2 separate regions of the Homo sapiens genome follow, and region 1 is linked to region 2. The links are chromatin loops, found by intact Hi-C in ENCODE. Cell type or tissue: heart right ventricle. All regions are shown on one strand. Links, peaks and the distances in the headings refer to the core of each region. The heading gives the core; the rest is flanking DNA.

Region 1 (5,376 bases), core at 193-5,192, 340 kb before region 2:
TCTTGTTACGTCTATGTGTTTTCCTCGAAAGTATTCTTTTGGTTTTAACGTTTTTACCTTTGCAAAATGAGTATCAGGCTTTATGTAATTTTTTGAACATTTTTCACTTAGTTTTATACTACTAAGATTCATTTGCAACATGGTACACCTTTCTAGTTCATTTATTTAAATGGCTGTGGAAAAATCCATAATATCTTCTTGGCTATGTAATCTAACAGTTGCTGTGCTGAGGTTTATTCATGCACGCCCCCGTTCATGGACATGTGGGTTGCTTTCAGGTTTTTGCTCTTTCGAGCACTGCTGCGCCTGTCTCTGTGGATGCATGTCCAAGAGTTGCCTCTTGGGAGTTAGGGCCTCTCTGATCTACAAATCACCCATGAACTTACCCTATCTCCTCTCACCCCTGTGGAACCTACCAGCTGTCTCCAGAAACTCACCCAATCATCAGAAGTACAGATTCAGTCTCCCGGGCCAGATAATTGCACAGGCCATGGTAACAATCTGCAAGACAAAAACACTCAGAGCAGCAGCGCATGAGTAGGACCCAAACCATCTCACCACAGCCCCCAGGAAGAGCCAGCTGACAGTCTTGGTGTGGGGTGTGGCATCCTCTCTGTTTCTATCCTTGCCTCCTCTGCCTGGACAGAGCCAAAAAACCAGGCCAAATCATACATCTGTCCCCAGCCTCCTGAATTTTGGGACTCAAATTCACCTTGGGGCTCACTTTCTGCAACATTTATTTTACAGTGGAGGAAACCAGGAACCTGGAAATCTTAGTGATCTGAAATGGAAAAAAACCAAGGGAAGTTAGGCATGCCTGCCCTAGGATGTTAATAATAACTATAAATTTATATTGATCAAGAAATAAACAAGGGTTGGACGGGATGTTTCTATGAGTAGAGTGGTGCATATGAAGTTCTCAGAGGCAGGTCCGTCAATATGAGTACGTAGAACATACTAGCACAGTGGCAGACACAGAATCACTGCCAAATACACTTCTAATGCAGTCATTCTCAACTTCAGCCATACATAGAGGTACCAGGGAGTTTTTACAAGTCCTCAGGCCCAGGCTAAACCTCAAACCAATTAAATCAGAATCTCTAGCATGGAAGCTCAGGCATCAGGATTTTCTAAATCACACCAGGTAATTCCAGGGTTTGGAGGAGGTTGCTGAAGTGGGTGCATGCCTCATTAATGCTCTTTGAGGGAGATGACAATGGTTCTGAATGGAGCCAGAGGCACAGAGGGGTCTAAATTGAGTCGGAGCAGTCAGCCCCTAAGTTGAAGTTTCCATACTAGTAGGTCTCAGCCCTGGCTGCACATTGCAGTCATCTGATGAGCTGTTTAAAAATACTGATGCCCTGGTTCATGCCTGTAATCCCAGCACTTTGGGAGGCCGAGGTGGGTGGATCACGAGGTCAGGAGTTTGAGACCAACCTGGCCAGTATGGTGAAACCCCGTCTCTACTAAAAATACAAAAATTAGCCGGGCATGGTGGCACATGCCTGTAGTCCCAGCTACTCAGGAGGCTGAGGCAGAAGAATTGCTTGAACCCGGGAGGCGGAGGTTGCAGTGAGCCGAGATCATGCCACTGCACTCCAGCCTGGGTGACAGAGCAAGACTCCATCTCAAAAAAAAAATGCTGATGCCTGGGTCCTGCCCACTTAGCCTGGGGTATGATCTGGGTATGAATATGACTTTAAAATTCGCAGGTGATTTTAAGGCCCAGACAAAGTAAAGACCTCTGCTAGACACCCGGGGCCAACCTGGGTGTCATCTTCCCGATGTAACCCAGACATTCCTCCTTTCCCAAGCATGTCAGGTAGTCCCTGTTTCAGAGCTTTGCACTTACTGTCCCTCCCACTTAGACTTAATAGGGCCAGGACTAGGGTGAGGTAGGCAAGACATCGCCTTGGGTGCAAAATCAAGGGAGCCCCACAACACTCAGCCATACAGAAAAATAACATTTGGATGCAATTAAGAAATCACAATTAATGCCAAAAAATTGTATGTTGAACAAAATATCAAAATTTTAAATAGGCTTGGCTGGGTGCAGTGGCTCACACCTGTAATCCCAGCACTTTGGGAAGCCAAGGCAAGAGGATCACTTGAGCCCAGAAGTTTGAGACCAGGCTAGGCAATATAGCAAGACCCCGTCTCTGTAAAAATAATTAGGCCAGGCACAGTGGCTCACTCCTGTAACCCCAACACTTTGGAAGGCCAAGGTGGGGGGATCACTTGACCCCAGTAGTTCAAGACTAGCCTGGCAACACAGGGAAATGCCGTCTCTACAAATAACTGAAAAATTAGCCAGGCATGGTGGTACATGCCTGTGGTCCCAGCTACTCAGGAGGCTGAGGCAGGAGGATCACCTGAGCCCAGGAGGTTGAGGCTGCAGTGAGCCATAATTGCATCACTACACCCCAGCCTGGACAACAGAGTGAGATCCTGTCTCAAAATAAACAAACAAATACATAAATAATTACCTAGGGGTGGTGGTGCATGCCTGTGGTCCCAGCTACTCGGGAGGCTGAAGCAGGAGGATCACTTGAACCCAGGAGTTGGAAGCTGCAGTGAGCTGTGATCACGCCACTGCACTCCATCCTGGGTGACAGAGCAAGATCCTGTCCTTAAAATATATATATGTATATAAACAGGCTTCTATTTTTCACTTGCACACTTGCTGTGCCCTGTTGGGTCCTGCCTGTGTATACATTTTGACATTTTGTTCATCATAATTGTTTTGCATTAATATTTGTTTTTTTAAACATTGCATTAAAATATTACTTATCTTGATTAATGAATGTTTTGGCATCCTCTGAATTTGGAGCCTGAAGCAAGTGCCTCCCTCTAGCCCCGGCCCTCACCTAGAAGGCTCTTTTCCGGCTTCCAAAGGGCCAGATCCTCCTCATCCATTGAGCCTGAGGTCAAATCTGACTTCTCTGATGAGAAGAGCTAAATCGGAATGATGCTGTGAGATTCTCCATGCCACCTGTGTTATCATGATCTGCAATAACTTCAGTGTCCAGCTCCCTCAGGTGACTGTCAGGTCCATGAGGCCAGGAACTGGGTTCTGTTCCCATGACAACAGATCCAGCTAGAGACTGTCCTTCGTCACTCCCACCACCAGGTGGCAGTACATCCTAATCTCGGGGAAGTTATGTACCGGGAGAAGCCCGCCTTTTCCTATGGGCAAATTTTTCTCGTATGTGTCCATGCGTCGGTCCATACATCCATATCCATTTGTTCATTCGCAAGCTCATCCTTTCATCCACTTATTCCCCCATCCATCCATCTATTCATTCGTGCATTCATTCATTCAATTCAAAAAATGAAAACAACAGGCACTGAGGATCCAGCAACAAACAAAACTTCTTGCACTCTTCATTTTTAGTGGGGGAGTCAAGTACTGAATATGGAAACCCATGAAAGAACAAAATGAGCTCCGACTGTGTCAAGTACCTGAAGAAAATTAACAAGGATGAAGCCGGGGGTGGAGACCAGGGTGCAGGGCAGGGCAGCATCAGCGCTGGGGGTGGAAACGGGTGCAGGGCAGGGCAGTATCAGTGCACGGGGTGTACACGGGGGGCAGGGCAGGGCAGCATCAGCGCCGGGGGTGGATACAGGGGTGCAGGGCAGGGCAGCAGTCAGCAAGGAGAGTTCTTAGATAAGATGTCCAGGGAGGCTGAGACAGGAATAACACAGGGTGGTTACAGGAGAATAGAAAATTCCAGGCCACGCGTGGTGGCTCACCCGTGTAATCCCAGTACTTTGGGAGGCCAAGGCGGGTGGATCACCTGAGGTCAGGAGTTCGACACCAGCTTGGCCAACATGGCAAAACCCCGTCTCTACTAAAAATACAAAAATTATCCAGGTGTGGTGGCACGCGCCTGTAATCTCAGCTGCTTGGGAGGCTGAGGCACGATACTCGCTTGAATCCGGGAGGTGGAGGTTGCAGTGAGCTGAGATTGTGCAACTGTGCTCCAGCCTGGGTGACAGAGTAAGACTCTGTTTCGAAAGAAAGAAAGAAAAAGGAAGGAAGGAAGGAAGGGGAAGGAGGGAGTGAGGAAGGGAGGAGAGGGAGGGGAAAAGAAAGAAAGAGAGAAAGAAAGAGAGAAAGAGAAAAAGAAAGAAAGAAAGAAAGAAAGAAAGGAAGGAAGGAAGGAAGGAAGGAAGGAAGGAAAGAAAGAGAGAAAGAAAGAGAAAGAAAGAAAGAAAGAAAGAGAAAAAGAAAGGAAGGAAGGAAGGAAGGAAGGAAAGAAAGAGAAAGAAAGAGAGAGAGAGAGAGAAGGGGAGAAGAGAAGGCAAGACAAGACAATTCCAGGCAGCAGTTTCACACAATGAGCAAAAGGAAACTTGAAATGGCTGCAGAAGCTAGAGACTGATAAAACCCTGAAAAGCCAGGGTGTTGGCCAAGCTGGCTAAGACTGACTGGACCCAACATGGCACCGGATTTGACCTGAGTCTCTCCTAGGACCTCCTTCTATGTCATCAACATACTAAACACACACCCACTAGTACCATGGCAGTTCTGGGACACCCATTTTGGTCCCAGAATGGGTGTGGACCCACCACAGTTCTGAGAAAACTCCGCCATTTTCCAGGAATTTTCATGAATATTCCGCCCCTTGGTTAAAGAAACCTATAAAGGTAGCAGCCCCAATCCTCCTCGCACGTGTCTCTCTTGAGTCTGCCTGCACTCTTTTCTTGACTATGTGCTTTTCCCTTTGCAATAAATCTCCGTACTTTCACCATTTTCTGACTCGTCCTTGAATTCATTCTCATGATAGTGTCAAGAGCCTGAACACTGGCGAGGGTCAACGTCCCAATGGCATTTGGGGACCTCCCCCAGACCAGCAGTATCATCTTTGTGGCGAGCCAGTCAGGAACATCATCGCTCCCATTTTAGAACCACTGGCAATTGGTAAGTCCCGCTCCAACCTTAGTTTGAGTCCTCTTGTTCTCTGGAATTACTACTTTCTTCCTTCTTTCTTGGAGCTAGCTACAGCCTGCCTCCCTGCTGCTGTTTCCCTCAGTCTGGAAAACCCAATTCACCCTGATGGGTCACAAGCAGAGATGAGAAATTTTCAACCTACACAGAGTAGTTTGGGGTTTTGTTTGTTTGATTTTTTTTTTTTTTTTTTTTTTTTTGAGACAGTCTTTCTCTGTCACCCAGACTGGAGTGCAGTGGTGTGATCTCAGCTCACTGCAACCTCTGCCTCCCGGGCTCAAACAATCCTCCTGCTTCAGCCTCCTGAGTAGCTGGGACTATAGGCATGTGTCACCATGCCCAGCTAACTTTTGTATTTTTTGTAGAGAAGGGGTGTTTCACCATGTTGCCAGGGCCAGTCTTGAACTCCTGAGCTCGAGCAGTCC
Region 2 (5,376 bases), core at 315-5,314:
CTGGTTTAATAACACATTCAGTATAATAAGTTAATCATATTTTTAAACAACAAGGAACATTTTATAAGAAAGCAGCATAGGTAGTATAGCTCAGTGGTTCTCAATCAGATGGTTTTGCTCCCCTGAAGACATTATTTCTTTTCTTTTTTTTTTAAGAGACAGGGTCACACTCTGTTGCCCAGACTGGAATGCAGTGGCACGATCACAGCTCACTGTAACTTCAAACTCCTGGGATCAAGTGATCCTCCCGCCTCAGCCTCCCAAAGTGCTAGGATTACAGATGTGGGCCACTGCACCTGGCCCTTGGAGACATTTTTTATTCACATTTCAATTGCAATTGCAACTAGAGGGGGTTGCTATTGCTATCTAGTATAGGTAGAGGCCAGGGATGCTGTTAACTAACCCACGATGTACAGGACAGCCCCATAATAAGGAATTATCTGACCCAAAACGTTGATAGTGCTAAGGTCAAGAAATTCTGGTATGATAAAGAGCACAGGCTTTGAAGTCAGAGACGCAGACTTAAATACTGCCATTTACGAGCTGTGTTATCTTACGAAAGCCACCTACCTTCTCTCAGCCTGTTTCCCTACTTATAAAATGAAGAATATTAATATGATAAGAAATAAAGCACCAGGCACAAAGCAGTCATTTGATAAATGTCACTTTCTTTCCCTATGGGCTATTTCAAGAAGATCAATGAGGCACTCCTTCTTTGACGTCTAGGATCATTTCTTTATAAATAATACCAAGTTTACACACACTAGTACTAGATTGTTTCTCTAATTGAAACTGACCTGACAGCCCAGATCTTTTGGCCCGAGGAGAACAAGTAAGATGACATTTACCAGGGATAAATGTCCCCTAAGTAACCTAGAGGTAGAGTTGGGGTGGGGGTGGGGGGACAAGTTGCCATTGCTCCGAAGTCTACATTTGACGTGAAAACCCAGCGAGGACTCTCAGGCCTGACTTCAAACCATGATGCAGTCAGGGGCTTCATCCAGGCCCTATTAGTACATCAGCAGGCCCAGCCTACTAATGGATAAGGCCTCAGATGAGTAGGACAAGAGAAACAGGGGCTGGAGCACTTGAATGCGGTTTTCTGGGTTGAACTTGGTTCCGTAAGCCCAAAAGCGACTCTGGGGTTGTAGCTACTACATGTACCTGGTTCCCTGACATAAAAGGTATTCCTATGTGGGAAAAGCTAACTTGGAAATATTTCTGAGGCTGGTTTCTCTGCTCCTCATTTCCCCTAAACCTGGCTCACTGCCTCTAGTAAAAGGGCAGCATGATGCATGGCTCCTTCTTACAGACACAGCATTTTTCACAGAAACACTCTACTCTTGTGTAATGGAGAAAAAATGTTGCCCTCAGTAAAATTTTTCCACCCCATTTTGAACATAGATTGTCAGAGTTCTGTATTTAACTGGAAAGTCACAGTGTGTTGGATCCCTTTTCTGGAAAATATTTCAAGCCTTTAAACACTGTGAAGTGATTTATATTTGACACACAAGATCCCAACAGAAGAGTAATTCTTCTTCAGACACGAAAGGCGTTCAAAAATTCCCATCTAAAGAACATTTCACTCCTCTTGCTAACAATAGTATTTCTGTTAGCAAGAGCCAAGGTAAGGCTTTATTATTTGACTCCAATTATACACCTATAATACACAAATATTTCCAGGCTCCCTGTATATTAAAAATATGATAAGAAGGAGACAACTACCTGACAGTCTAAGAAGCCAGATCAATAATAATAAAGTAAACTCAAAAAGAAATGTTTCTCGGCCGGGCACGGTGGCTCACACCTGTAATCCCAGCACTTTGGGAGGCTGAGGCGGGCAGATCACAAGGTCAGGAGTTTGAGACCAGCCTGGCCAATATGGTGAAACCCCGTTTCTACTAAAAATACAAAAATTAGCCAGCCATGGTGGCAGGAGCCTGTAGTCCCAGCTACTCAGGAGGCTGAGACAGGAGAATCACTTGAACCCGGGAGGCGGAGGTTGCAGTGAGCTGAGATCGTGCCACTGCACTCCAGCCTAGGCGACAGAGTGAGACTACGTCTCAAAAAAAAAAAAGAAATGTTTCTCCAGATGGAACAAACAGATGCCAGCCTCTTGTTCAAAGGAAACATCTTCAACCAAATGAACTGCAAAATGGGGCCATCTTATCACATGACTGCAATCAGCCCAATGACGAGACACCTGATAGGTCCAAAGACTGTTGGAAACATCATGGGCTTTAACATCACATACCCAGGTTTGAGCTCTGATTTCTTGACCTACGAGCTGTGTGACCTTAGAAGAGTGAACTAACCCTTATCCAAGTTTCTAACTTGGAAACTGCAAAATGAGGAAGAAGTCATCCCCTCTGCAGACTTGTCAGGATTATACTGAGCGTAGCTAAAGTGCCTGGCTCATGGCAGGGCCCAATAAGAGGCAATTAGGATTCCTACTCCTGAACTTTTAAAGTTCATAAAAAAATGTAAATGTCTACTCTGCTAGATTTCCTAAAGGCATATGAAGAAATCATGACCTCTCTCGAAAAACAAAACAAAACCTAAACCCTGGGGAATTCTGAACAGCACATTGAAATGTCAGGCATACAGAAACATGTAAGAATAATCCTGATGACTTTTTGTTCTGTTTTTTGCTTAAACACAAAGTTTTTCACAATCTTTTTACTTAGTGGTTTATACTTACAACATGTCTGATGACATGAAGCACTAACAGAAGGGAGGGTCTCCTTTTTGGGTTTTCACTGAAAGACTTCTTTAGACCAGGCCTAATTTTTCAGTTTTAAGGTCTATGTTCAGCCATAACATCAGCAAATGGTATATCATAAAACAACATGTTATATCAGCATAACAATGACAGCTGCCAACTGTGCCAAGCAATATGCCAGAATTACTTTAATTATTACCTCTACCCCATGAGGTGGGTATAGGTAATTTTCTATTTTATATAAGAGGAAGTTGAGGCTCAAAGGGGCTAAACAACTTGTCTAAGGACACATAGCTAGATAATAGGAGAGCAAGGTTTTCAGCCCAGATCTGTCTGATTCCAAAATATATGTTCTTTCTATATAGAACACTGCCTCCCATAATACCAGAAAGAAAAATATAACCTAATTCAAAAAGGTAAAAACTATGTATACATGGATAATGAGTCAGTAAGACTTGAATGGGTAATTCAAGTCAAACCCACCTTCCCTTCCATTATTTGTAAAGACCAAAAGTCTTTTTACTTTTTTCCTTAAACCAGCATAATTTCTTCCTTCTCCAAGCCACTTTACAAATTAAAACAGTCTACAGCTTACAAGGAGATTGATTTTAAGGCTCAATTCTTAACTACTTTATTTTTAAAGGCAACAGAGACATCTTTTGGCCAATAAATGAAACTGCAAGATTATAGGAATAATGCATTAATATACAGTACACTGCACTGATTAAGCCATTATCTATTTATCTGTCTAGTGATTCCTTGGTTTTTTGATGTTCTAAAGCCAACAAAGACGTGACCCAAAAGGGAATGTCTCCACAAAGAAAGGCAGAGAAGGGTCTGGACCTGCTACCTGAAATGTAGTTCAATCTGAATGGACCCTTGGGTGGTGCTGCTGTTCTTAGCGGGCTGAAAGATACAGCTGAACACATTCGTCATGCCAGGGCTGGTCTTCTGCCCAGCATAACGGGTGTCAAAAGCCATCATGGAATGGGAAACCAAGTTAATGGACTTGGTTTGGTTGGAAAAACTTTCATAGAGCAGTTTGCATTTCTTGAAGTCAAATCTAAAAGAGAGAAAAGAAAGCAAGCAAGATGTGAAACACAACTCTTCCATTTTACAAAAGTATATAAGTTCGAGATAACGAGCAAAATCAAAAATATATCTAAGTCCCATAAGGAGAATAACTTTCATTCTGAGTTTTCTTGTTGATTCTGTTAATAGACTCCTCAAAATGGAGTTAGTGTCACTGTGCCTTGGATCTTACTTTTCCAGTTCCAAAGAGATGATCTTGTTCATAGGAACGGCATGAGAAGTAACAATACCACATGTTTAACATATTCTGAATCCGTTATCATTCCCATGACCCATCAGAAGTCTAAGAAGGCTGTATATCCCCAAAGGATGTCAAGGGTCCCTCTGGGCCTTCATCTGTCAGCTTCTAGCTTGCCTGGATGTTTCACTCTCCAGGGTCTGTCCAACTGTTTATGTGAAACTGCTGTAGTGTACTGGGAACAAATAATACTCTTCACATGGAGAATAATTCAACTAATCTACCAACAGGAAATGCATTTGGAACCATCGTTTTTTCATAACCGAGAAAGCTGCAATGAGGAATTCATAATTACTCGGTACCATTATGACAATACATACAGAATTATTCCATATTGAGAAAAACTAAGGGCACAGCCAATCATCACAGAAAATCGCTGGGTGACGTGGCTCATGCCTGTAGTCCCAGCTACTCGGTGGGGCTGAGGTGGGAGGATCACTTGAGCCAGGGATGTGGAGGTTGCAGTGAGCCGAGATGGCACCACTGCAGTCCCGCCTGGGCAACAGAGAGAGATTCTGTCTTAAAAAAAAAAAAAAAAAAAAAAAAAAGGAAAGAATAAAATTGCTAGCTCACAAGACCACCAATGTGGGACCACAGTTTCAGTATGCAACGCTCTCACCAGCTGAGTTAGGTACAGACCGTGGCGGACTTTCAACAGAAAGACTAACTAGAAGACAGAGTGCTTCAGCAGGGAATCACTGGCCTTGAAGTCCTGTTTTCAAATGCCAAACCACTTTCCCAGTCATACGACCTTAAGCTAGTCAGAAACTCTATCTGGAAAAGAGTGATGTACGCCCAGCTTACAGGACTGATAAGAGATCAACATGAAAAGGTTATTAAGTGTGAAATGCACTTTTTAAAGTTCCACACCAGTAATCACGAATTCATACATTTACACTGACTAAGGAAGTGACAGAAATAAGCGAAGGACTAGGTAAGCATATGCCCCATTTCAAGGGAGCAATTGCTACTCCGCTTCCAGATGCTTCCAAGTGAGAACATGGACCTAGTATTGCCAAAGCTTCCAGTTTTTCAAAAGAAGCTAAATACAAACCTTTTATATAAAATCCTGCAACTTTTTGGGGCGGGAGGGACCAGGTTTCAGCTGTCACCTAGGCTGGAGTGCAGTGGTGTGATCATGGCTCACTGCAGCCTCAATCTCCTGGTTCAAGTGATTCTCTCACCTTAACGCCTTGAGTAGCTGGGACTACAGGCATGCACCACCATGCGCAGCTAGTTTTTTAATTTTTTGTAGAGACAGGGTCTCTCACTATGTTGCCCAGGCCAGTCTGGAATTCCTGGCCTCAAGCAATCCTCCTTCCTT

Evidence for each region. Hi-C counts contacts between places; a loop is a spot of excess contacts. Peaks named below come from ENCODE experiments on the same cell type or tissue, not always from the same donor. Only the 100,000 strongest peaks of a DNase experiment are listed, where the experiment ranks them.
Region 1: it touches region 2 in a loop (2.6-fold over the local background); 90 of 110 quality-filtered maps call a loop at or near these places.

What each region holds. Positions count from the first base shown.
Region 1 is chr1:12,656,916-12,662,291 of GRCh38, reverse strand. It overlaps AADACL4 (arylacetamide deacetylase like 4), which reads right to left. Exons shown (of 4, transcript NM_001013630.2): 3 at 438-501. Among named protein-coding and RNA genes, the nearest start is that of AADACL4, 16 kb to the right of the region's middle. In heart right ventricle, for the core only: a CTCF peak has its summit at 3,123 (motif pointing right); a DNase peak (open chromatin) is centred at 3,121.
Region 2 is chr1:12,312,524-12,317,899 of GRCh38, reverse strand. VPS13D (vacuolar protein sorting 13 homolog D) reads right to left here. Exons shown (of 70, transcript NM_015378.4): 30 at 3,573-3,785. Among named protein-coding and RNA genes, the nearest start is that of VPS13D, 85 kb to the right of the region's middle. In heart right ventricle, for the core only: a CTCF peak has its summit at 3,371; no DNase peak of the experiment used is centred there; H3K27ac peaks cover 1,294 bases.